2 separate regions of the Homo sapiens genome follow, and region 2 is linked to region 1. A link is an interaction called in ENCODE POLR2A ChIA-PET data of the cell type or tissue named here. Cell type or tissue: OCI-LY7. All regions are shown on one strand. Each heading gives the region's core, and the rest is flanking DNA. Links, peaks and the distances in the headings are about the cores only.

Region 1 (12,427 bases), core at 2,304-10,303:
GATTTCACATAAGAATAAGGTGTTGGGCCCGCACTTCCTCATCTATCAGTGGGAATTAAACCATCACTCACAGAACTGTGAGATAAGATTTGAAGCCAGGGGCAGTGGCTCAGCCCTGTAATCCCAGCACTTATGGGAGCTGGGGGCGGGTGGATTGCTTGATCTGAGAAGTTTAACACCAACCTGGGCAACATAACCAGACCCTGTCTCTACAAAAAAATACAAAAGTTTGCCAGGCATGGTGGCACAGGCCTGTGGTCTCAGCTATTCAAAAGGCTGAGGTGGGAGAGTCGCTGGAGCCCAGGAAGTCAAGGCTGCAATGAGCTGTGATCATGCCACTGCACTAGCCTGAGTGACAGTGAGACCCTGTCTCAAATAAAATAAAGTCAAGATTTGAAAATACAATTTATGAACAAAGTTTCTAGACATGACATCTTTAAAAAAAGTGTTGTTTCCTATAAAACCAACATATCTTGCTACAGAAAATTATAAGTAGAAAAAACATGTTAGGAACTACCCTTCACCTGTCTTTTCATTTATCCAATTACTATTTATTGAGCACATGTATCCAGTACTGTCTAAATAATTCTGCCATCGCCCATAAAAGTTGCAGAGATTACATCAACTGTACTAAAAATTTATGTCCTGCTTTATTTTACTTATAAAATAAGCACTTTTTATCATTTTTATAATGTACTTTCCCTGGTTCCATAATATTCCAATATACAAATCCATTCAGCACATGCATGATTTCCATGTTTTGAATCCATTTATGGTTGAAGTTTTATTTAAACATTCTAAATACAAATGTTTAGTTGGCTTTCAATAGCAGAGGTCAAGAGAAAAAAAAAACAAAAGACACCAGGTGTGGTGGCTCATACCTACAATCCCACACTTTGGAGGCCAAGGTGAGAGGGGATCACTTAATCACTTAAAGCCAAGAGTTCAAGACCAGCCTGGGCAACATTAACAAGACCCTGTGTCTACAAAAAATAAACAAATAAACCAGATGTGGTGGCCCATGCCTGTAGTCCTTGCTATACAAGAGATTGAGGCAGGAGGATCACCTGAGCCCAGGGAATTGAGGCTGAAATGAGCCATGATTCCACCTCTACACTCCAGCCTGGGCTACAGAACAAGACCCTGTCAAAAAAAACAAAATCATTATTTAAATAAGTAAAAATGTTTTTCATTTTTCTAGTTTTGCATATCATGCTGTAATAAGTCTTTATAATTAGTTTTTAAAGGAACATCTGTGTGATTTTTGTGTGTGGTTGACTTTTCAACTTTAGATTTTTCTCCGCTGTTAGACTTCCAGAAGTGAAATTATAGTATCAAAGAATATTTACCACAGACTCTTTGTTTCATGGTGCGAAATTGCTTTCGAAAAGCCTTGTGCAAATTCAACTGGGAATACACTAAACACAGACATATATGACAATGGATATCAGCATTAAATGTTACCAGTAATAGGCTGGGCGTGGCGGCTCACGCCTGTAATCCCAGCACTTTGGGAGGCCGAGGTGGGCGGATCACAAGGGCAAGAGTTCGAGACCATCCTGGCCAACATGGTGAAACCCCATCTCTACTAAAAGTAGCGGGGCATGGTGGGCTACGCCTGTAATCCCAGCTACTCGGGAGGCTTAGGCAGGAGAATGGCTTGAACCTGGGAGGTGGAGGTTGCAGTGAGCCGAGATCGTGCCACTGCACTCCAGCCTGGGAATAGAGCAAGATTCCGTCTCAAAAAAAAAAAAAAAAAAAAAAAACAAAAAAAAAAGTAGTGGCTTATGATTGGTAACTTTTTTTTTTTTTTTTTTTTTTTTGAGACAGTCTTCCTCCGTCGCTGGAGTGCAGTGGCCTGATCTTGGCTCACTGCAACCTCCGCCTCCTGGGTTCAAGCGATTCTCGTGCCTCAGCCTCCCGAAACATACTTTTAAATAAAGTAGGGAGCACAACAATGGAGTTTTAAAAGGTCTCAAGACGAGCCATCAAGGATAGACTCCAAGGGCGGCTAGAGCCCTCAGCCTGGAGGAAGGGTACCTTTACAGCAACCCCTTCTCAAACTTGTTTATGTGTTTGGACATTTCAATGGCCCAGATAGGCAGCGTGTCCGGGCCCGAGGGATGGAATGCTGCCCCGGGGAGCGGCTACAGCGCGGGATCCTGGGGAGATAGCTCAAGGCAGGCCAGGGAAGGACAGGCCGGGCAATGGGCGCGGAGACGAAGGGGCCGGACAGCGGCGAGGCGCTGGCTCCGGTCGCGGCACCCGGCTGCTGAGGGCAGTGCTGCTGCTTGGGACGTTCCAGGCGACCAAGTACCCTCGGCGGCCCTGGCAGGGCGGTGCCTGGGGTGGGCGCTGGGCCTCCAGGCCTGCAGCCACGCTTGGCGCTGTCCGCTAGGGCCAGGTGCTGAAGTGTTGGCCGCGAGCGGAGCTGCTGCAGCGCTGGCTTCCCCGGGCCGCTGCGGGTGGACTTGGACAACATAAAGGGCTGATTGAGCGGGGCCACTTTTTCGCCCGCGTAAAGTGTCCTCCAGCAGCACATGCTCGGCCTCCTGGAAAGGAAAGGGAAGCGGCCTGGCTTCCATCTGCTCCTGGGCACCCAGGTGAGGAGGAACCCAAGGGAACTCACTGCCCCCTTTTAGCCTCGCGCTCCCCAGTGCAGCCGATGACAGGAACTCAGTGACAACCGATGGAATGACCGTCTTGCCTCCCTCTCTGTAATGGGGAAAAAAAGCCAGAGATACCGATCCAGCTTTTTGCCAGGAATCAAAACAACTCATCTGTTGACTTGGTTTCCTCATCTGTAAATTGCTGGCAATATTTAAGAACATCTAGAGGCCGGGGAACAGTGGCTCCCACCTATAACAGCAGCACTCAGGGAGACCAAGGCAGAAGGACCACTTGAGGTCAGGAGGTGGAGGCTGCAGTGAGCCGAGATCTCACCACTGCACTCCAGCCTGGGTGACAGAGCAAGACCCAGTCTCAAAAATAAAAAAACAAAAACATGTAGAAAGTGGAATATTCCTGTTTCATTAAAGTTTTTGTGACCGTTTCGTGAGATAATGTAGGCAGAAAGGCATTACAAAGTTTTTTGCTCATAAGAGGTACTTAGAAAATTAAAATTACCACCAGCTGCAAACTGGTTTCTAAAAACTGGAGATAAAAAACGCCTTCATCATTTTAGAAGCACTTGCTCAAAAATGAAGTATCAGGTGGCTCTGAGAAGAGATGATAAATTTCCCGAGTACTCCAAGAACAATGGGAAGAAAATTAAAATGACAGTAATTTTCCAAGGTGTAGATTTAGCCAGAATGAGCAACCTAAATCAGCCCTATAGTTACCCTTCAAAAAGTGAACACTCTTAATTTATTATTTGTCTTTTAGCATGGTATCATTTGAAGGAAAAATAGAAGGCCAGGTACCATTTAACCTTTTAACAGTATGGCTTTTTCACTTACAAAAACTTACATATTATGATACGTGTTGATTTTTTAGAAAAATTCTAAGTCACGCTGTGTGACGACAATTCAAGTTTATCTGGTGATTTTCTTTGAATATGCACCTATTTTTATCTCACAATAACCATATGATGTAGGTTTTTACTCTCATTTTAGTGATGAGGAAATTAAGGATCAAAGAGATTTGAGCTTGGTGATTTGCTTAAGGCTGCACAGGTTTGAAGCTGCAGGGCCAGGACTGGAGTCCAGATCTGCCTAAGACCACAGACAGTGCTCTTTGGGTTGTGTTTTACCTATTAAAACTAACCATATTACCTAACTAATCTATTAACATTAGTAACACAAGCTGTCATATTTATGTAAGTCTAGAGAGCAGATTCTCAAAGTCAAAGACAAAACATCCCCCCAGAAATCAAGTAACAAGCAAGAGTAACTTGCAAAACAGGTTAAGGTTGCTTATAGCTGTAACTTTCAGAGCTTTCACAGTAATCAAAAACAAACTGCGGTCAAATGAACTGCATAAGTTATTTTGTCCTCATACTACAAATATTAAGTTTCCAGCACATTAAGCCTATTCCAGATTTTTAAACATGCAGCCATTAACAAACACAGGTGATTGAAAGGAACTGCATTGGATCACCTGAGGTCAGGAGTCCAAGACCAGCCTAGCCAACATGCAGAAACCTATCTCTACTAAAAATACAAAACTTAGCCAGGTGCGGTGGTGGGTGCCTATAATCCCAGCTAGTTGGGAGGGTGAGGCAGGAGAATAGCTTGAACCTGGGAGGCAGAGGTTGCAGTGAGCCAAGATTGCACCATTGTACTCTAGCCTGGGCAATAGAGCGAGACTCTCAAAAAAAAAAAAAAAAAAAAAAGGAAAAAAAACTGCATTAAATGGTTAATAAGTGTTACCCTATGGGCGACATAATGTGGGTGAAATTTTTTTCTTATTTTTCTACACTTTCTACAAGGAGCAAACACTATTATTATTATTATTATTATTATTATTATTATTATTATTATTATTTTTGGCAGAGCTAGCTCAAGTTTTATTTTAGCCAAAAGAAAAAAAAAAGCCCAATTGAATTGTTTTGTAGCTGGAGGCATGGGCAAGGGGGGTCCCCAGATAGTAAACTCCCCTGCAGGTGGGCTTAGGGCTAGGGCTGAGCCTCAGGTGGGTCTCCCGTTCGCCCAGCTCTCCTGCACAGCAGCCTCGCTTCTGGGCTCTGGCGCAGCCTCAGGACGGGCAGGCTGGGAGGGGCTATCGCAGCTGTTCACTTTGGCAGATGTCAGGACTCGGACACCAGCTTCCCATCACGGGTCTCAAGCTTCTTCACAACCACGGCCTTGGTGGAGCTGGAGCCGGCGCCAGAACCAAAGCTGGAGCTCAGGCAGTAGCTTGTGAGGCCCCCCTAGGCCGAGCTCAGACCACTTACATAGCCACTGGTGGTCTTCGAATGGATACTCATGTTACGCATCCCAGACTCCAGCCGGCTCTCCTCACCCTCCAGCAGCTTCCTGTAGGTGGCTATCTCGACGTCCAGGGCCAGCTTGAAGTTTATCAGCCCCTGATACGCAGCTGCCGTGCCATGTCCCGCTTGGCCGGCTGTGGGGCAGCCTCCCAGCTTGGACAGCTTGGCGTTGGCATCCTTAACGGCCAGCTCCCCACACTGCTCGGCATCTGCGAGGGTGGCCTCCAGGGAAGCCCTCTGGCCTTTGAGGCCCTCAATCTCAGCCTGGAGCCGGCTGATGTTCCCGTTCATCTCAGAGATCTGTCTTCGAACGCCACAGGTCACCCCCGTGCTTCCCAGCCAGCGCCTGCAGCTCCTCATACTTGATCTGGTACATGGTCTCACAGCCTCAGCCTGGCTGCAGTTGGCGATCTCCTCATACTGCGCCCTGACCTCAGTGATGATGCTGTCCATGTCCAGGGTGCGGCTGTTGTCCATGGACAGCACCACAAACGTGTCCGATATCTGGGACTGCAGCTCCTGGATGTCCTCTTCATATAGCTGACTGAAGAAGTTGATCTCGTCAGTCAGGACTTCCAGGCAAGACTCCAGCTCTACCTTGTTCATGTAAGCTTCATCCACATCCTTCTTGATGAGGACAAATTCATTCCCCACCTCTGTACGCTTATTGATCTCATCCTCATACTTGTTCTTGAAGTTCTCCACCAGCCCCTTCATGTTGCCAAACTCTGCCTCCAGCTTCAGCTTCTCCTGGCCCAGAGTCTCCAGCTGCCACCTAAGGTTATTGATGTAGCTCTCGAACATGTTTGTCCATGTTGCTCCAAGCCATCTGCTGCTGCTGCAGGAGGCTCCACTTGGTCTCCAAGCATCTTGTTCTGCTGCTCCAGGAACCGTACCTTCTCTATGAAGGAAGCAAACTTGTTGAGAGTCTTGACCTGCTCCTTCTCCTGGGTGTGCACGGCCTGGATGTTGGGGTCCACCTCCAGGTTAAGGGGGCTCAGTAGGCTCTGGTTGACTGTGATGATGGTGATGCCTCCCATTCCACTGGCCCCAGCATAGCCTCCACCCTGGCCACCCCGGAAGCTGCTGCTGCCCACTCGGGAGAAGCTAGAGAAGCTGATGGGGGCACCGGGCCCACTTGTGTAGGAGAGGCTGCTGAAGGCCCAGGGGTCAGAGGTGGACACCTTGTAGGACTTCTGGGTCACCTTGATGGACATAGTGGAGGCAGAGTGGAGGTAGGCAGGCTGAACCAAGTGGAGATTCCAGAAGGAGCAGAGAAGCTGCTTCTTGGTCCATAATTTTTAAATCAAGAACCACGTTTTATATATGTAACTGGACGTCAATGCGCCAACTTATTTTAATACTTTGGTGCTTGTCAGACACATCCTACTGATTTGAGAGCTTAGCATTTCAGTAATGCACTATTTCCATTAAGTTTCAGCCTACCTTATTAAAAAATATAAGAGCTAGAATGCATCCTTCATAAATCCAAAGAAAGGGGGTTGGCAACAGAGAAAAAAGTTGCATTAAGTGGAGGACTCATCTTAACTTTTGCATTTGCCAGTTAAATGGATCTGTTACCCAGAGACCAGCTTGCATCCCAAACTACAATGCAAGGAGTGGATTATGACTGGATACTCAACATCAGGACAGTAGAACAAAAAGTAATCTTCACACGTTGGGGAATTCTCACCAAAAGCAGAACAACTTAACACTTTCTTTCTCCTTTCAGTTTTTTCAGATATTTTCCACCAAGTTACTTTTGCCTAACAATTCATCCACCATCACAAAAGACTAAGAGATCAGTCAAGAGATTTAAGAATACATGGAATGAAAATTTAAAAATTCAAAAGACTCTTTCCCTGAATCCAAAAACTACTGCAAAGAAACCGGCTCTATTCACAGTCATCTTCAAAGAAGAACATTCTTGGCAAACATTGTCCTTCACCCTCAGAGAGAGGAAACTCTCTTTTATGTTTAATGTACATTCCTCCTGCTTTGAAGCCTCCCTTTCCCTGTCCCCTGTGGAGAGTTTCTGTTGCTTTATGGATTTTAAAGTATGCAGAATTTATATTATTTCAGCTTCTTAAAAGCCTCATTTGCTGAGAAAGTGTGCGTATCTTAAAATGCATGAATTCTGTATGGTGCCAGAAATGTAGAAAATGTAGAAAGCTTATGTTATTTTTCCAGAGGAAAAGTCAAAGCTGATGGTCAAGATTGATATGTTAGCCATAGCCCAATGATAGCAAAGATTGTGTTGGAGTCATAAATGTCTCTTTACAAATGCCAACGGCCTAGGCAGATATTTTATAAGCTCCATGGATATTTAATCAAGCATGCCTGTCTTTGTTGACCTAGAGCTTTTGGTATTTATTAGCAATTTTTTGTGTTAAGAAAGAATTTTTTTAATCAGATGAACTTTATGGTGGTCAAAGGTCAAACAAATAATTAAAATTAATAGCAGCTCTGAATAAATGAGTAACCACCACCAAACCAGAGAGGGAGGTTATCTCAGGTTGACAGCTCTCTAAATAAAAAAGCTGTCTCATTAGGTGATGAAATTTACTTGCCTGAACTGCCCATAAATAAAAGGTTTCTGTGGCCTACCAGTTGTTGATGGGGACAGAATAATCACTCAACACCAGATGCAATGCAACAAAGTAATTAATGCTCAGAACTCAGAGCTGGGTATGAATCAAGGATCCTTTACTTAGTAGTTAACTAGAAGACTGGGACTAGTTAATTTCTCCAGTGCTCAGCTTCTTATCTACAGGTAAGAATTGTCACGGTACTTACCTTTCTGTGTTATTGGGAGGATTGAATAAGAAAGCTCATAGATACCTTAGTCATTGTATACATGTATGCAATGAAGTGAATGCTAACAATTTTTTTTTTTTTTGGAGACAGTCTCACTCCATCTCCCAGGCTGGAGTGCAGTGGCATGATCTTGGCTCATTGCAACCTCTGCCCGCATCCCGGGTTCAAGCAATTCTCCTGCCTCAGCCTCCCAAGTAGCTGGGACTACAGGCGTCTGCCACCACGCCCAGCTATTTTTTTTATTTTTAGTAGAGACGGGGTTTCACCTTGTTGGTCAGGCTGGTCTCCAACTCCTGACCTCAGGTGATCAACCTGCCTCAGCCTCCCAAAGTACTAGGATTACAGGCATGAGCCACCCCCCCTGGCCAACTATTTTTGTCCTCCTTTGCATCATTTCATATGAGCACATATTCCCAAATGTGAAGACAATGACTCCCCCTCCGTTTATCCTCCACTCCAGGTATCTGCTGAATCCTCCAAGGGGAACAGAATAAGGGGAAGATCCCTGGAGATCAGATTCTCAGATCCAGTATCCCGTGTGCTGACCTGCCATGACAAACACTGGCAGGGAGCCTGCCATAGAGGAAAAGAGTAAGAATTGGCTGAGTTCACATATGGGCTCCATCAATAACTAGCGGCCAGGTGAGATTAGGTGAGTGTCTTCTCAGAAACTTAGTATCCTCCCTGAAAATTGTGTATACTTGTACTAAGCTCAGAGGATTATTGTTGAAAATTAAATGGAATGAGAGATGTAGATGTGTCAAATGCAGTGTTTTACCCAAGCAGATGTTCAGTTAGCACTGGTCTCCTTCATGGCACTGAGTTTTGGGGTGACCTTTTCTGAGCTGTCCCCATCCAGGCCCTTTCTTTTGGAGCGTTCTCAGTATAACCCAACAGGTGGACACATACGCAGAAGGTAGAAATTTTATTCCCACAAACACAGCATGTGTTATTAACACAGTAAATCATCAGCGTGATCAAGGCTTGACATTCTAGAAAAAGAGGCAGCATGACAGAACTGCTTTGGGCACATGTCAACATGAGAGCAGACTGGCAAGGTACACATTAGTCACAAATTGTATGGATGGCACCCACAGTCCCTTTCTTTCAGCTTCAGTTTCCTTCCAAAAAAAAAAAAGGAAATATCTAGAGTATTAGTATTCTTCTCGAAAACGATTCTACCATGCTACTCAGAATTAACCTTTTCTTCTAAAACAAGTGGAATAGCCAGCAGGAGGGGAAAAGCAGAAGGTCCTTGCTCAGTTCCCTCTTTCTCATCCTCCTGTTATTTCTGCCCCTGGGATGGAAAGAGTCCTCCTCTCTCACGTTTAAAGTTAAAAGGACTTTCAGGGTTTACTGAGAATTCCTTAAGAGGAATGAACAACCTCAATGTATGAACAAGAACAAGAACATCCATGGCACTTATTAAGTACGCTTTACCACATTATATATTTTAAGTTCTGGGATAGATGTGTAGAACGTGCAGGTTTGTTACATAGGTAAATGTGTGCCTTGGTGGTTTGCTGCACCTGTCAACCAGTCACCTAGGTATTATGCCCCACATGCAGCTATTTAACCTGATGCTCTCCTTGCCCCAACACCCAACAGGCCCTAGTGTGTCTTGTTCCCCCCTCCCTGTCTTCACCACTTAATTTCTATGAGATCAAAGATAAGCTTTAGTGTTGTGATTTCAAAATTGTCGGTGGAGACGGACAATCGTAACCTCAGATTGCTGATTGGCAGATAGGGGAATGTATGGTTATAAGAGCCTGCCACAAAGAAAACACCCAAAGTGTTTGCTTTCTCTTGAGATGGAGTCTCACTATGTCACCCAGGTTGGAGTGCAGTGGCGTGATCTTGGCTCACTGCAACTTCTGCCTCCCTGGTTTAATCGATTCTCCTGCCTCAGCCTCCCGAGTAGCTGGCATTACAGGTGCCCACCATCACATTCAGCTAATTTTTTTTATTTTTAGTAGAGATGGGAGGTTCACCCTGTTGACCAGCTGGTCTCTAACTCCTGACCTCAGGTGATCTGCCCGTCTTGGCCTCCCAAAGTGGTGGGATTACAGCCGTGAACCACCACACCTGGCCTGCTTTCTATTTACGCCTCAGAAGGACTGTAGGCCCATTGAGGTTACAGATTACTTTTATTTTTTGTATGCCCCACAGATCTCACACATAGCCTAGTATAATACATTATATAAATATTTGCAGATGGGTCAAAACAACTATTTTAAGACAAGGAAAAAGATCTCAGCATAATGCCCCCCTCTCAGATGAGCAGAGAAGATGAATTACCAAGGTGTCATCCAATAGCTAGATGCATGGTCTTACGATGGATCCGGATGTTTTTCCCCCCACTCAGACGTGTATTTAATAATTGTAGAAATCCAAAAGAATCGGCATCTAATCTTGAAGTCGTGAATGAACCTGTGGGTTGGCTTGACTAGGCTCAGCCACTGAGCTGCCTCAGCTAACCAAGGAACAGGATGTGACGACTATGCTATCTTCCGTATGTCTTAATCTTACATATTTAGTTTCAGTAAAGCATTTGTACCAACGGCTCTGGAGCTTGGAGGAAGACTAAAGTGTAGTGATTCTGAGCAGGGTGTGGGCCTATGCAGCAGAGCTATCCTTGAGGGAGAAGATTAACAAAGTCCTTTCTTCCAGTATCAGGAGAGTCATGAGTGGCAGTCCTATCCAAATGGGCCACTAGGGCTAAAAGGCTAGACCCTGCCCTCTTCATCTCTGAGCTATAACAGGTTCTTTCTCCCTCCAGGCAGAGGCAAGGAGCTTGCAATGGGGAGTTTTCAGGAATGAGGACCATGACATAGTTGTTTCTGATCCCTCCATCCAGTTGTGAAAAGATGAAGCAAAGGAGGCAAGAAAAATGCTTAATCTAGCAGACAAGAGAATGGACAGTGTCGTCCTTATCAGTACTAGTCCTGGTGGATGCACCACTATTCAGCTCCACAATGCTGCTTTTTTCCCTTCATTTCCTCTGTTTCCATTCATTCCCCTCAGTTGTGATCTGGAATCAATTCTAAACCTCAGTGTATTATGCAGCTGATCCTTAAAAACCTGCAAAAGCAGGTTACTTTTGAGGTACTTAGTCACACCATGTACAAATAGAGCTGTTATAGACAATGTAGCTTTGCAGAGATCTGCCCCTTTGCTCACTAGCAATTAGGGAGTTAATGCTCTAAAATTGAGGCAAGGAGCCTAGAGTGTTGCCACTTTACGGAAGGCACAAAAGTTGCAGCAGGACTCTATGGGAGCTGCCCAAGACCTGATGGCATGAGATTTCTATCTGAGTCATTAATCTGTCTGCCATGAATGATTCTATACTTTGGCTGAGACATAGTTCTGGTGAGAGTTTTATTCTCTCAGGACATTATAAAGGAGGCAACGTAATGTAAAGGAAGAACAAATAACAGAGTGGAAATCCAGTTTTGCCTCAGACTAGCTGGGAGACCACAGGCAAGTCATGGAAGGCCTCAGTTTCTCTGACTGCAATTATTATATTGGATTGGATGGTCATGAAGTCCCTTTCATAGCCAGACATTTTGTATGGCCACTAAAATGCTTAAATTTCTGAGGTCCTGAAAGAAAATAGGTACATCCCTCCCCATCCCCACCACTATTTAGGCTAGTTTTGCTGAGTTTTCCCCAGGTCCCCCGATAACACTTCCTCCTAGGCTGGGCACGGTAGCTCATGCCTGTGATCCCAGTATTTTGGGAGGCCGAGGCAGGCAGATCACCAGAGGTCAGGAGTTTGAGACCAGCGTGGGCAACATAGGGAGACCCTGTCTCTACAAAAAATTTAAAAATTAGCTGGGTGTGGTGGCACATGCCTGTGGTCCCAGTTACCAGGGAGGCTGAGGTAGGAGGATCACTTGAGCCCAGAAGGTCAAGGATGCAGTAAGCTTTGATTTTGCCACTGCACTCCAGCCTTGGTGACAGAGAACCTTTCTCAAAAAAAAAGTACACGCGTAGTGACAGCTGACCTTTTAGTAGAAATGGCCCATGCCTTTACACAACTTTGTATAGCTAGAAAAGGCTGTTTTTTCTCTCCCCATGCCCAAGCTTATTCCATTAGGCATGCAGGTAACTGTCGTCCCGACACCCCGATGACCATTTCTCCTCATTCCAAAACAGGTAACCCTAAGAAATAATTCCTACAAGGAGAAGGTCTCAAATGCCAATCAGCAGTCATTTGGTGATGGTGGGTAAGGTCTAATGCTACAAAAAGGTTGCATCCAGAAGAATTCAATTCCCTAAGAATCCAAACTCCCAGGCTGGCAGGCAGCAGTGCTGAGGACAAGCTCACTGTTGAGAGTCGGTCTGGAAGACCCCACTGGAAGATCTTGTGGTGACGTAGACCTTGCAACTGCATTGTCATAGATGGCATTCACACTGGCGCAGAGAGGCTGCAGCTCTCTCACCCATGAGCAACCAGCCCACTGGCCACACAAGACAGTAGCAGTAGCTTCAGCAGAGACAGGACATTGAGTCCCGGGTGGTGGCTTGTGGGAGCAGGAGTGGGACTTGGATTTCGGGCCCTGGTTTGTTTCCTTCTTGAGTTTCTTCTCCTGATCCACTTAACTGCTTTGAAGGTATCCTTCTTTCCCCCTCCTGAGGTTCCTTAGCTCGCTGCTTGGCCTCAGGTTTCTCTGCCTC
Region 2 (12,427 bases), core at 2,705-10,704, 460 kb before region 1:
AAGCCAAGCGACAAGACCATACTGAGTTGTTCTCAGTCCACTGGTAGCTGGCGTGGTCAGTAGAAAACCCTATAGAAATGTCTAGTCTCTGCCACTCTGAAACATCAAGCACCCTCCAAGCTTCTGAGATCTAAGACATAAAGTCACCCTTTGGGGAAACACACATGCAACATACAACTGATTTTCCAAATGTTGGATATATTGACAAAACAGAGCAGAAAGGAAATTCTACACGAGAGTGGTGGGAGGGGGTAAACTCCTAGGATCGCATTCAATGATTGATGATAAAATGGAAAGAACACCGCTTTAAAGATCAGATGACTATATGTATGAATCTCTACTGTGTAATCTCGGACACATTTCCAGACTTCCTAAGGCTGAATTTCCTCACCTGTAAAATGGGTTGACAGAGTTTCCTGCATATAACCACCAAACAGCCACTTCTAGTTATGGTTCCCGGGCGTAACCCCCGGACCTGCCCATCATGAGGTGGAGACTTTGAAGCACTCCCAGCATTCGAGAAACCGCCACTGTGCAATGTGCAAGAGCTTGGGCCTCTGTGATTCACGTCATGGTGTCCTGTATTACTCAGCTCATCCTCCCATCTCACCAATCAGCTGTTTTCACAGTGAGTCCATGGAAGTCAGGGGTCAAAGCAGCACTTTAACGAATGCCCACAATTTCCTGAACAGAGTTTTCAAGTAAAGCCAATAACGTAAGAAAAGCGCTACCCACTTCCATCAATTCATTTCTGCCCCTGCTTCCTGAAAGATCCCAATGAGTGATTGTGATCAGCTCCCCGAACCCTTTCAGCTAATTGGCCCCAAAAAAAAAAGAGGTTCGGGAGTGGAATTCGTGTGACGTGGTCCAGTCTTGGCTTTCGCCGTTACTAGCAGTTATTTCCTGCATCGAAAGGGGAAGCTGAAAGGATATTTATGTTGGTGACAAAAGGCCTCAGACTGGTGCTAGGTAAAAGTAAATTGGGGTGGAAGTGAGGATCATCAGGAGAGTTACTGTAAGGGACCTGCACTCATCCCAGAGCAGAACACGTGCCAAGATCCCTTCACTTGTGGATCAGTCTAAGTGTCTTTGTTTCTAGAGAAGGCAAAAGATTCTAGCTGACTCATTTCCCACCTACTGTGCTGTCCTGACTCATTTCCCACCTGGCATCGGTTTCTCAGATGAGATCCTCTTGTTGACATCTGATTGGATTTTCCTTGGCATTACTCTAGGAAAGAATCCTACACATTAATACTGAGTAAGTGCCCAGGTTGGGGGTAGAAATCAAGTGTGGCAATTTACTGGTGAGGAGAGATCAGAGGTGAAAAGGCTCAATGCAGAGCGAAAAAACCTGGGGTGAGCCATGGAAGAGGGAGCTATAGGCCTGTATCACCCTTGAGCAAGGGACTTAACAAGCGTCAGTTTCTTAATCTATAGAATGGGCTTAATATTCACACAGCAGAGCCCTGTGATGAAAAGTAAAATTATTCTCTTCCTTTGGAATTTTATAAGAATGCACATTGAAATCACCTATGAAAAGTACTTTCCACATACTTGACACTTAATGGCTACTCAGAAAATGGTATTTTATCTCTGTAATGATCCAGGGTGGCAAACATTGTTGAACCTGTTTTAGGAAGGCAGCTCAGTAAAACTTTTTAAAGATCACACATCTAGTAAGTGTTTGGGTTTGAGGGGGCATGAAATTCAGTTCCAGATCTAAAGCTTATAGCCTTCCCAATGAGGGCAGAGATCCTAAAGCTTCTGTGGGTATCACAATCTCTTGTGAGGCTGCTTAAAAGTGAACATTTTGGCCAGGAACAGTGGGGCTCATGCCTGTAATCCCTACACTTTGGGAGGCTGAGGCTGGCAGATTGCTTGAGTCCAGGAGTTCGAGACCAACCTGAGGAACATGGTGAAACCTCGTTTCTACAAAACATACAAAAAATTAGACAGGCATAGTGGCATGTGCCTGTAGTTTCAGCTACTGGGGCTGGACTGCTTGAACCAGGAGATTGAACCAGCATCCGACCTGGATGTCTGAGTTTTAGGAATGGTGTCTTCCTCCCATGTAGGGAGACACCTCTATAGGGGCCAGTGACCCTGGGTCTGCACAGCTGTCATGTCTGGGGTCCTGGTTACCTAATTTGGCAAGTGCCCTCAGGTGGCCCTGACACAAAGCGCCTGTTAACCATGACAAACCTCGAGTCTGATAGTCTTGTTTCTCTGCCTTCTCCAGGCGTTGGGACCACAGTACAGCCTGTTCTCCTTCAGCACTTGGATCCTAAGGGATGCACTTCCCTTGCAAAGGAGGAAAGAAATCACTTCTGGGAGCCACTCCCATCACCAGCTCATCTGCCTCCCACACCCTGCAAGGAGCTCTTTAGTCATTTGTCCATAGTAATCCTCTGTGGAAGACAACTGTGCCCCCCGGCCCGCCACCCCAGGGGATCTGGCAATATGTGCAGACATTTTTGGCTATCACAAGTAAGAGGTGAGTGCTACTGATGGTGATCTACAGATCACAGCGAAGAACACTGCTAAACATCTTACGCTGCACTGGGTGAGCCCTCCCCACTGCCCAACAAAGAATTATCCGATGTCAATTATCAGCAGTGACCAAGGTTATGAAACCCAGAATGAGAGATTCATCCAATCTTTAGTTCTTCTGCTAGAAAGCCAATGTCTCCAAAAGTATTTCCTCAAGAGGCAAGATAAGGAAGCATTCAAATATTTGTAAAACAAGGCAGAGGAAAGGAAAATGGCAGGTGTTCATTGATTCTCTATACATACGTTGTTGCATTTTACATGTGCATTTGGTTGCTTTTTTGGCTTTGTTTTCATTTACATCAGCCCCTGTGAGATGGGGACTTTTATTACCTCCATACTACAGAAGGGGAAATGGATACCCCTCTGGATAAAGCAACCTTTCAAAATCACGGGCTGGGATTCAAACCCTGGGCTTCCTGACTCTGAACCTGGTGCCCCTTTCTGAATTCCACAAACCATCTTAGATCAGCCGGGGAGGAAATGGAACAGTCAAGTCTGATAATAGGAGGAGGCAGGGTCCTTCTATGCTTCCCCTTTCAGTGTCTTGCCTGGGAAATGTAAATAATTTAGAGCACAGGGGCCGGAGGGATAATTACCCTGTCTGGTTTCAGAGGCCACCCAGATGGGTGTTAAGGACGAGCTGGAACTCACAACCCCCTCCCCACCACCCATGCCCTACGCTCACCTCTCTCCCTCTAACCCGCGTGCTTTCAGACTCTTGCCGTTCCAGGGCTTAGAGCCCCCTCTCATTCACAAGTCCTGCCCTTTCACCAGGGAAAAGGCAAAAGGTCAAGATATTTGGCAACCAAGTCCCTCAAGTAAAGAAACAGCATTACAGGCTGAGTAAAATGGTATGAAGGCAACACTCAATCAACATGTGTGTTTTTGATGCCTACTGTATGCAAGTCTCTATGCCAAGAACACTGAGGACAGGGAGGTTGAGATAGAGTATTCATCCCCCTCCCATTCATCACAAAAAGCTTTACCGAGCATATAGATTATGCTCATCCCAGTGCTAGGCTCTGATGTACCAGGAGAAATAAAACAGGATCCCTGACCTCAAAAGGCCTGTGGTCTCATAAAAGTGCTAGTTAAGACACACACTGATAGCAGGATGGAGAATGCATAGTCAATGACCTGTGTGTTTGATGGATGGATGGATGAATGAATAAACGAAGTGGTATTAAACAAGGGATGAGTACCATTCCAAAAGTGCAGTTAAAGTGTTGGGGAAGGGTGCAGAAGTGAGTGAAATATGACCTGCAACCAGGAAAAATTTATGGGATGGATTGGCCTTTAGGCTTAACAAGATTTACACACGGGCATGAGAAGAGCTACATCCTGGAAGAGGAGAATTAGTCAAAATTTTGGGGGGTAAATACCTTTTCAGACTGGAGGGAGAAATTTTTCCAGAGGTCAAAGCTGTCTGGGAAGACAGATGGGACAGGTACTCTAACCCTTGTCCAGGTACTCAACACAGAGGAGATTGTATCTGGAGGCCTTCTTATATTATCTCACTAAGACTCATGAGAACCAGCAGGTATGTGCTCTTAAGAAACGCATTTAACAGAGGAAGAAGCTGAAACTACCCACCTACAACTCCAGAAGGTAAGTGGTAGAGCCCAGGTAGGATCCCAGGGGCCCTTTGATTCAGTTTCTGGGGCAGGAGTCTGCACACTATGGCATGTGGGTCAAATCTGACGTGTCACCTCTTTATGTAAATACAGTTTTACTGGAGCACAGACATACTCATTTGCACATTGTCTATTGCTCCTTCCATGCTACAACAGCAGAGTTGAGTAGTTACAACAGAGACCACAAGGTTTGCAAAACCTGAAGTATTTACAATCTGGCCCTTTACAGAAAAAGTCTGCAGACTGCTACCCTAGAGCTCACTCTCTCGGCTTGCGTGGCCCAGCGAGCTTTGGGCTGGCAGCACCAGCTGGAGCCGTCAACCTAGCAGACATTCCCTGCCCTTGGACACTGCCAGCCCTTCCTTCTTTGATGGGGCAGAGCCGGTGGGGAGGCAGAACTCAATGGTCTTCCCAGAACGTATTAAGTCCTGTAAGAAAGCACATCCCTTGAGAATTTGAATTCCTGTGGCATCTCTACTATTTATATTAAAAACACCACAAAAACTCATTTTTCATGCTATTTCAGCTGAAAACAGCCATGGCAGGACCACAATCCGGAGATCAAGACGGAGTGGGGAGAGCATGTTTGTGGAGTCAGGGCTTAGCGTGCCCCAGGTTGCCTGTCCCAGGTGCACTGGGCCCAGGCCAGGTTTCTTTCTGGGATAGGGGGCTTGAGGAAGAGGGTAAATCAAGAGGGGAAAAGGTACCTCGCTGGAAACCTTGCCTCCTCTCATCTAGAAAAGCATGAAAACACAAGCTGGCGTTCACACGTCCACCTTGTTCGACAACCTAACATGGGTCATTAATTGAAATAAAATGAAACCAAATGGAACCCAGATGTTCGCATATATTCACTTGCACACAATTCATAGGCAAATCACCAAATGAAAATGTGCAAAGATATTCACAGTAGTTACTTGAAGGGTATGCGGCTACCTTGTTGTCTCTACCTCAACTCTTAGTTTTGTTTTGTTTTATGGCACTTAAGCAAAGAACAGGAGAAAAAAAAGGCATAGATGTACAACTCAGAATTATTCTGTGTTTCACCGCCATAAGAATGTCAACCCCACAACTCCACAACAGACTCTGTCTGTTGTTCATGGTTGTATCCCTGATGCCCAGAACACAGCCTGGAACACAGTAAGTATCCAATGAATCGTTGTTTATTTAATAAACACATATTTTATATATGCCAGGTGATTCACAAGCAACATACATTAGTGTTACAGTAAAGAAAACACATTATTTAAAAGTATGTATCAATCAATTAAAAAAAGAATGTCTTAGCTAATAAACATTCATTGACTACCTACTATGCGTTCACATTACTGTTTTTCTTTGCCTTCAGGAGACCTTGCACAGTCAATATTCATAAGAAATATTCAATTAATGCCTCACAAACATTCCTGACCATACAAACTGTACAAACGCCACCACAATTACCACATACTTTGAGGATGATATATAAAAACAATAGAATAACTACTCATCTTTAAGAAATCAATTATTCCAATGAGCCTATCATACAATCCCCAAGAGTCTGGAGTGTATTTCCCGGGGAGACAATGAAACTGAATTGCAACCGTGGTGCAGAGGAGAACCCAAAGTTGTTTTGCATAAGTTGTCATGGGCCATTATGATGCTGGCAACTTCTATGAATAAACAAGTCAGCATTTGTGAAAGTTTCCAACACAATGCATGGCACCCAATATGCCCCATTTCGCTAACCTCCACTGAGCCCCAAGCTCTGAAGATCAAAGTCAAAGCACGAAATGAACGTGAGAGAGCTGGAAAGCTAACTACAAAGCCTCTAAAAGTTACGTAAGTCAATATGGGCTTTGTCCTAAGCATGCGACGCTGAGGCAGACTTTTAACTCATTTTTGTTTTCCTTTTTACAAACTTGTCAATGAAACCTTTATTTGAAAAACCACTCCTTAATGTCGAGTAGGAAAAGACACCAGAGAATAGCCAAGATTGCAAAATAATGGCCGGCCTGGCTGCACCGCCCAAGACTGGCTCTCTGGTGGCCGGGCACAGGGGCTCACACCTGTAATCCCAGCATTTTGGGAGGCCGAGGCAGGCTGATCACCTGTGAAGTTCAAGACCAGCCTGGCCAACATGGAGAAACCGTGTCTCTACTAAAAGTACAAAAATTAGCCAGGTATGGTGGCAGGCACCTATAACCCCAGCTACTCACAAGGCTGAGGCAGGAAAATTGCTTGAACCCAGGAGGTGGAAGTTGCAGTGAGCTGAGATTGCACCACTGCACTCCAGCCTGGGCAACAAGAGAGACACTCCGTCTCAAAAAAAAAAAAAAAAAAAAAAGACTGGCTCTCTGGTAAAACCATACTGGAGCTTGGATGTAATAATAAACCCCACAACGCTGAGTGTTAACCTGCTCCCTGTGACCCTTCATTGTTAAAGATGCTGGTGACTGCTACAAGGTTATCCACTTCACATCTGCCAGCTGGGAAGTTGTGCAAACGGCATGTAGGGGGAAGTGAAGGGCAGCTGGGAAAATGAAAAACACCTTCAGAAAGTGAAATAAACTTTCTTAAGAAGATACCACCCTCCGCTAGCCATATACCAAACCGTAAAAAGAAAGAAAAATATTAGGCCTACGCCACATGGAACAACAAGACAATCCTTGTATCTCAAGGAGGTAAAAAAACCCACACCAAAATAGCAGCCAGATGTCCCCAGTGCCACTCTCTTTAAGAAAGATTACCAAATGACGGACAATCAGACATTATTCATTCTGCAAATAAATATTAATGACCGGCTCTACGGCGGCCTAGGTGCTGGGAAAAAAAAAGACCAAATAGTCTCTACACTTAACAAGTATGATTAGCTCCTTAACAACATGCTCAAATTCGCTAATGGCCTCCTATGAGCAAAGTTCATTGTGCTTTACAGATGTTATTGTCTATTCAATATATGTCTATTAAGCCCCAAGCATGCACACGGCACTGTGGCACTGTTGCAGGCACTAGGGTTACCAAAAACAGACAAAAGTCCCCTGTTATGCATCTCATTTTAAGCTCAATTTATCACCATGTAGCAGATATCATTATTCCCATTTTAGAGAGAGGAAAAGTGTGGTTAGCCCTAACCCACCCAGGTCAAACACTAGTGAAGGCCAGAGCCAGGACTTCGGCCCAGCCCACCTTTAGGTCCTTGACCTTTCCCTGATCCAAGGGTCAAAAGCAAACACAAATGTCTGCAAGGGCTAGGATGACAAAAATTACAATGGGCCAGGTTTATCCCATCATAGCCACTTATGTTTTGTTTTGTTTTCTTATTAAACAAACTATTAACTCACAGTTCTATTTTCCACTTCAGTCCCCAAACAATAATAATGCTTCCTCTCATTTTTCTTGAAAACCAGCCCTTTCATGCTAACTTTTTGTTCCCTGAGACAAAGCCATAGGTAACAGGAAATACATCACTTTCTTATCTTTTCTTTCCTTTTTTTTTTTTTTTTTTTTTTTTTGGAGACAGGTCTCACTCTGTCACCCAAGCTGGAGTGCAGTGGTGCGATTTCAGCTCACTGCAACCTCCGTCTCCTGGGTTCAAGTGAAACTTCTGCCTCAGCCTCCTGAGTAGCTGGGATTACAGGCATGCACCCCCATGCCTGGCTAGTTTTTATTTTTAGTAGAGATAGGGTTTCACCATGTTGGCCAGGCTGGTCTTGAACTCCTGGCCTCAAGTGACCTGCTCACCTCAGCCTCCCAAAGTGCTGGGACTACAGGTGTGAGCCACCATGCCCAGCCTTCACTTTCCTTTTAACACTGTTGTGAGAAATAATTAGAATGAGAATGGTGATAAATGGGAAACTGACTCTCATCCACCCAAACATTGAGGAGGCAATGGCAGTTGCTTCTTGGCCTCAGCTTACAGTTACCATGCAAAAAGTAGGCCAAACATTGCCTCTGAGTTTTCAAATGAAGCCAGAAATTTAGAATGCTATGTCAGATCTTCCAGTACTTAGATACTGACAATCAATTAAAACTTTTGAAAAACTATGTATGCCAGTATTTTACTAGCTCAACAATACATATTTTGGTATTAAATCTGGCAGCGATCTCCAATTTACAAGCTCCACATTATTCCTAGTATTCTTTTTAGCAAATATCATGCATATTGCACAGTACTTTTATTTATTTAGAATACCTATCGATGATCTTTCTGTATTTATAGATAGGCCATGAGACCAATTACATACAGAAGAAAAATGTGTTTATATCAAAGTACACTATATTCCAAGTATCAAATGTAAGATGGTGACAATAACTGAAGTGAAAATTGAAAGAGGGGAGAGGTTGCCTGATTCCTGAATAGCTGTCAAGGAGGAGAGGAGACTCTACCTTGGTTTATGGATGGGTCCAATATGGACATACAGAAAAGTAGGTCAAGAAGAGATGAAGCATGAGAAAAACCTTGGAGATGAATGTGAGAATGTTTAGTTGCTCATTAATATTTAAGGAGGAGTAAATATAAGAATATTGGAAGATCACTTGAGGCCAGGAGTTTCAGACCAGCTGGGACAATACAGCATTTCTACAAAAGATAGTTTTAAAATTACCTGAGCGTGATGGCATGCACCTGTAGTCCCAGCTACTCAGGAGGATTGCTTGAGCCCAGGAGTTGGAGGCCGCAGTAGGCTATGATTGCACCCCTGCACAATAGCCTGGGCAACAGAGCAAGACTATCTGTTTAAAAACAAATAAACAAACAAACCAACCTGAAAAAAATAACACTGATAGAGTAAAAAATATGACAAGGAACTTGTAGAAGGTGAGGACAGAAGGTTATGCTGTGGAAAATAATAGTGTATAAAATGGGGAAGGTATCTGGTCTACTTCATGACATCAGGTTAGAGTTCAGACTCAACTCTTGAGGAAGAAGTTGTGCTATACATCTTTTGATATCTCCTGCATCTAACACAGTGCTTAACATGTAGAAAGCTTCCAATAAAATATTAAAGATGGAATGAGGTCACATGCACAATGGCATTTTGACGAACACAAAGCATGCACGACATCATGCGATTATTAATATTGATGAGGAAAGAGTATTCAAAGGAAATTTCCATAGGATTCCTGAGAGATGAATAATAAATTGAGGGTCTCTGGCAATCGTTAACATTGTTGTCAAAGTTCAACAGGCATTTCCTTCTCAAAAACAATGAAGGGAAACCCATTCTACTGGTTCCTGCTACAACTGGGGATATTATGCCAAAAGGGCAAGAGGAATAGAGATTCCTATGTGGCCCTTTTTGAATTTCGGAATTGAGACACACTCTACCCTTCCCCCCACCCAGTCTCCCCTAATTAAAAAAAAAATAGCAATAGCCTTTAATATAAGCAAACAGGAAGTTTTACATTCACCAAATGCTACAGTTCACCTTCCATTGCATGACAGCTCAAGCTATGGAATCAGACAGACCTGGGTTCAGGTCCCAGCTCAGCAATTTATTAGCTCTGCCACTTTAGACAAGTTACTGAGCTTCTTTGAGCCTTTGTAAGAAGATGAGGCAGCAAAAGCAACACCTATCTCATACAACTTATGAGGATGATGGAAGTGATGAATAGGAAACCTAATTACCCACATGTAAATACCAGCTTGGAGACAAAATGATCTCATTTCAAGGAGACATCAAAAGCCAATGAGACAATTTCTGTTGAGTTGAAAATCCCACAAAGATTTCATCCACGTTGTAAATTGGTACTTGATATTAATCTATTTTTTGACTCCTCCTAAGTGCAGTGTTGCCTTCACACGTAGCTGCGTCTCTCAGCAGGGTGATCCATATCCACAGATTGCCCACAGCTGTCTCAACCACATGAAAGACCCAGACACTCCCAAATGACCCACTGGCACAAGGTAGCCATTCATCAAATGCTAGAAGCTCAGCACCAGACACAATGAAAGGTTAGCGCTCGGTTTTTATTGCGTCGGTATTAGCTTTCCCTGTCTGCAGCCATTTGATTGGTACAAAGCTTTACACTGTTTACAAATGTTTTAGAGTCCTGGCCTTTTCTTCTTATTGACTTTTACATACTCACATCATTAATCTTTAATTTTCATTGGAAACTACATCCAGCAATCAAAATGAAATGCTGCCTTCTGCCATGTGCCTCAAAAGTCCTGATGAATTGCACACCACTAAAGAGTCTAGGTAGAGTACAGTGTGTTGGGAGGAGAATTGCCATTACTCATTCTATGCAAAAGTTGAAACTGTTATTTTTGTGACACCGCATGTGCACTTGATACCAGCCACGTATTTTCTAGCATACAGTGAGCATTTCATACAGAGCAGTGGTTTTTATTGGCTATGGTTATCTCCATAACTGATATCCTTGAGAAAAACAATTGATATTTATCAAAGATAGGAAGTAACTTCTGAAGTAAATAACATTCTTTGTCAGTGATAACTGTTACAGAAATAGCAGAGCAATGAAAGAAGTAGCAGTGTCACTATATAATCCAAGCTTGAGAGTGCTGAACAAGGGTGTAATGCAATTTGCCATTTTGCTTACTGATGTCACATATAAATGGGGAAGACACAGTGGCATACTTTTGAGAAAAAGGAATTGTTTTCAGATTTCTTTCAAATAATTTCCAAGATCAGCATTGTCAAGTGCAACAATCTGTAATGATGGAAAAGTTGCACAACAGCAAAAAGCTGGCATGCATCTGTGTCATTAAAAACTCAGTATGATTTAACAAATTTTAGCTAAGATTTAAAAATACCGTGTTATGTGATGTGGATATGCCAGACATTACTTAGTTACTCCCCTACTTTTTCTTATTATAGTTATTTTTCATTTTTTTATTGTAAATATTTTCATAATGTCAATCAAAGAGTACTTTTGAGATCCAATGATATATACTGAAACTTTGAGAAGCTAGTTATGCCATTAGGAATCCCAGTCTCTTAAGAGTTTTGCTTACCATTTAAGACGAATCTGAAAGAAACAGTCAATCAACATTGCATTAATCCATTAATGAATATAATTATATGGATGTAACTGAGACAGGATTTTCAATACACAAAACGTGTGCTGTTAAGAAATAGATAAAAAGGAAGCCTATAAAGATTTTACCCCAAGTTGCAATAGTTCCTTGCTATCAAATTTTTGGATTGGTTTATAAAACTTTATGTTCAATACTTCCTGTTTAATTCATGAAGCATATTCTGGCCAATATGGGTGAAACCACAGAGAAAGAAAAGTAAACAAGTATACTTAGGATAATTCATGGTAATTGCTCTTATGAAAGAGATTATGAATCATTTTATCTCTACAAATTTGATGCATTTCCAAGCATTCTGGTGTGGCACAAGAATATTACAGATTCAATTCCTCAATTCCCAAGCATTTCCTGTTTCCCAAGCCTTCTGATGTGGTACAAGAATATTAAAGACTCATTTCCTGATTTTGATAAAGTTACAGTGTGGCTGGGAGGCAAGACATGCACAAAGATACTAAACATAAGTTTACATAAGTTATGTCAAAGTAAATGCTTTGAAAGAAAAGGTAAAATCTCCATGACTGGGATGTCAGGATAATGCCATAAGGGAGTGGATGAAAATTTGTCTTTGAGGAATGCAGTAAGCCTCATAAAATCATCATAAAGAAGAATGGAAAATAAAGACTCCTGGTGTGTCTGCGAAATAATTAGAGGACTAATCTGTGTAGAGGAAATACATTTATTGGAGGCAGGTGAGGTAAGGTAAAAGAAGGCAAAGACACTGGCTGCAGTCTGAATCTTCAGGGCTTTATTCTACACCCAATAGAGATGTCATTTAACAACGTAATGACTTACAAAGATTCTTGCTTTCAGATATTGGTCCGAGCATGATGTGATCAGGGGAAAGAACGGTGGGGACAGGAAGATCACTTTAGGGAGCCATCTTGCACATTTGGAATAAGAGGAGAATACAGGAGAATAAAATATGAACTCAATGACATCAGCAGAAATAAAAATTCTTTCAGAGGGATACTGAAGAAGCATGATTAACAGACTTTTGAGGTTATATGGATATTGTCAAAGAGGCAATGCATCATAAAAAACCACCCTAAAATTGTAAACTCAGTTGTTGGAAGAACTTATGATATGACCACTGAGAAAAAGAGAAGTTAAAGAAAAGTATTAATTTAGGAATGGCAGAGACCAGATGATATATGAGTCTGGTTTAAGACATGCTGAATTGAATCTATTGATATATTACTAGATG

Evidence for each region. ChIA-PET counts read pairs that join two places held together with the same protein. Peaks named below come from ENCODE experiments on the same cell type or tissue, not always from the same donor. Only the 100,000 strongest peaks of a DNase experiment are listed, where the experiment ranks them.
Region 2: POLR2A ChIA-PET joins it to region 1 with 11 read pairs; 2 of 35 experiments call an interaction of 5 or more read pairs at or near these places.

The regions. Positions count from the first base shown.
Region 1 is chr16:78,043,751-78,056,177 of GRCh38, forward strand. It overlaps LOC107984897 (a long non-coding RNA gene), which reads left to right and starts at 7,543. Exons shown (of 4, transcript XR_001752267.2): 1 at 7,543-7,703; 2 at 8,208-8,399. It also overlaps the pseudogene KRT8P22 and the pseudogene LOC100131126. RefSeq lists an enhancer at 9,364-9,533. In OCI-LY7, for the core only: no CTCF peak of the experiment used is centred there; no DNase peak of the experiment used is centred there.
Region 2 is chr16:77,584,916-77,597,342 of GRCh38, forward strand. LINC02131 (long intergenic non-protein coding RNA 2131) reads left to right here and starts at 5,970. Exons shown (of 3, transcript NR_184319.1): 1 at 5,970-6,005. In OCI-LY7, for the core only: no CTCF peak of the experiment used is centred there; no DNase peak of the experiment used is centred there.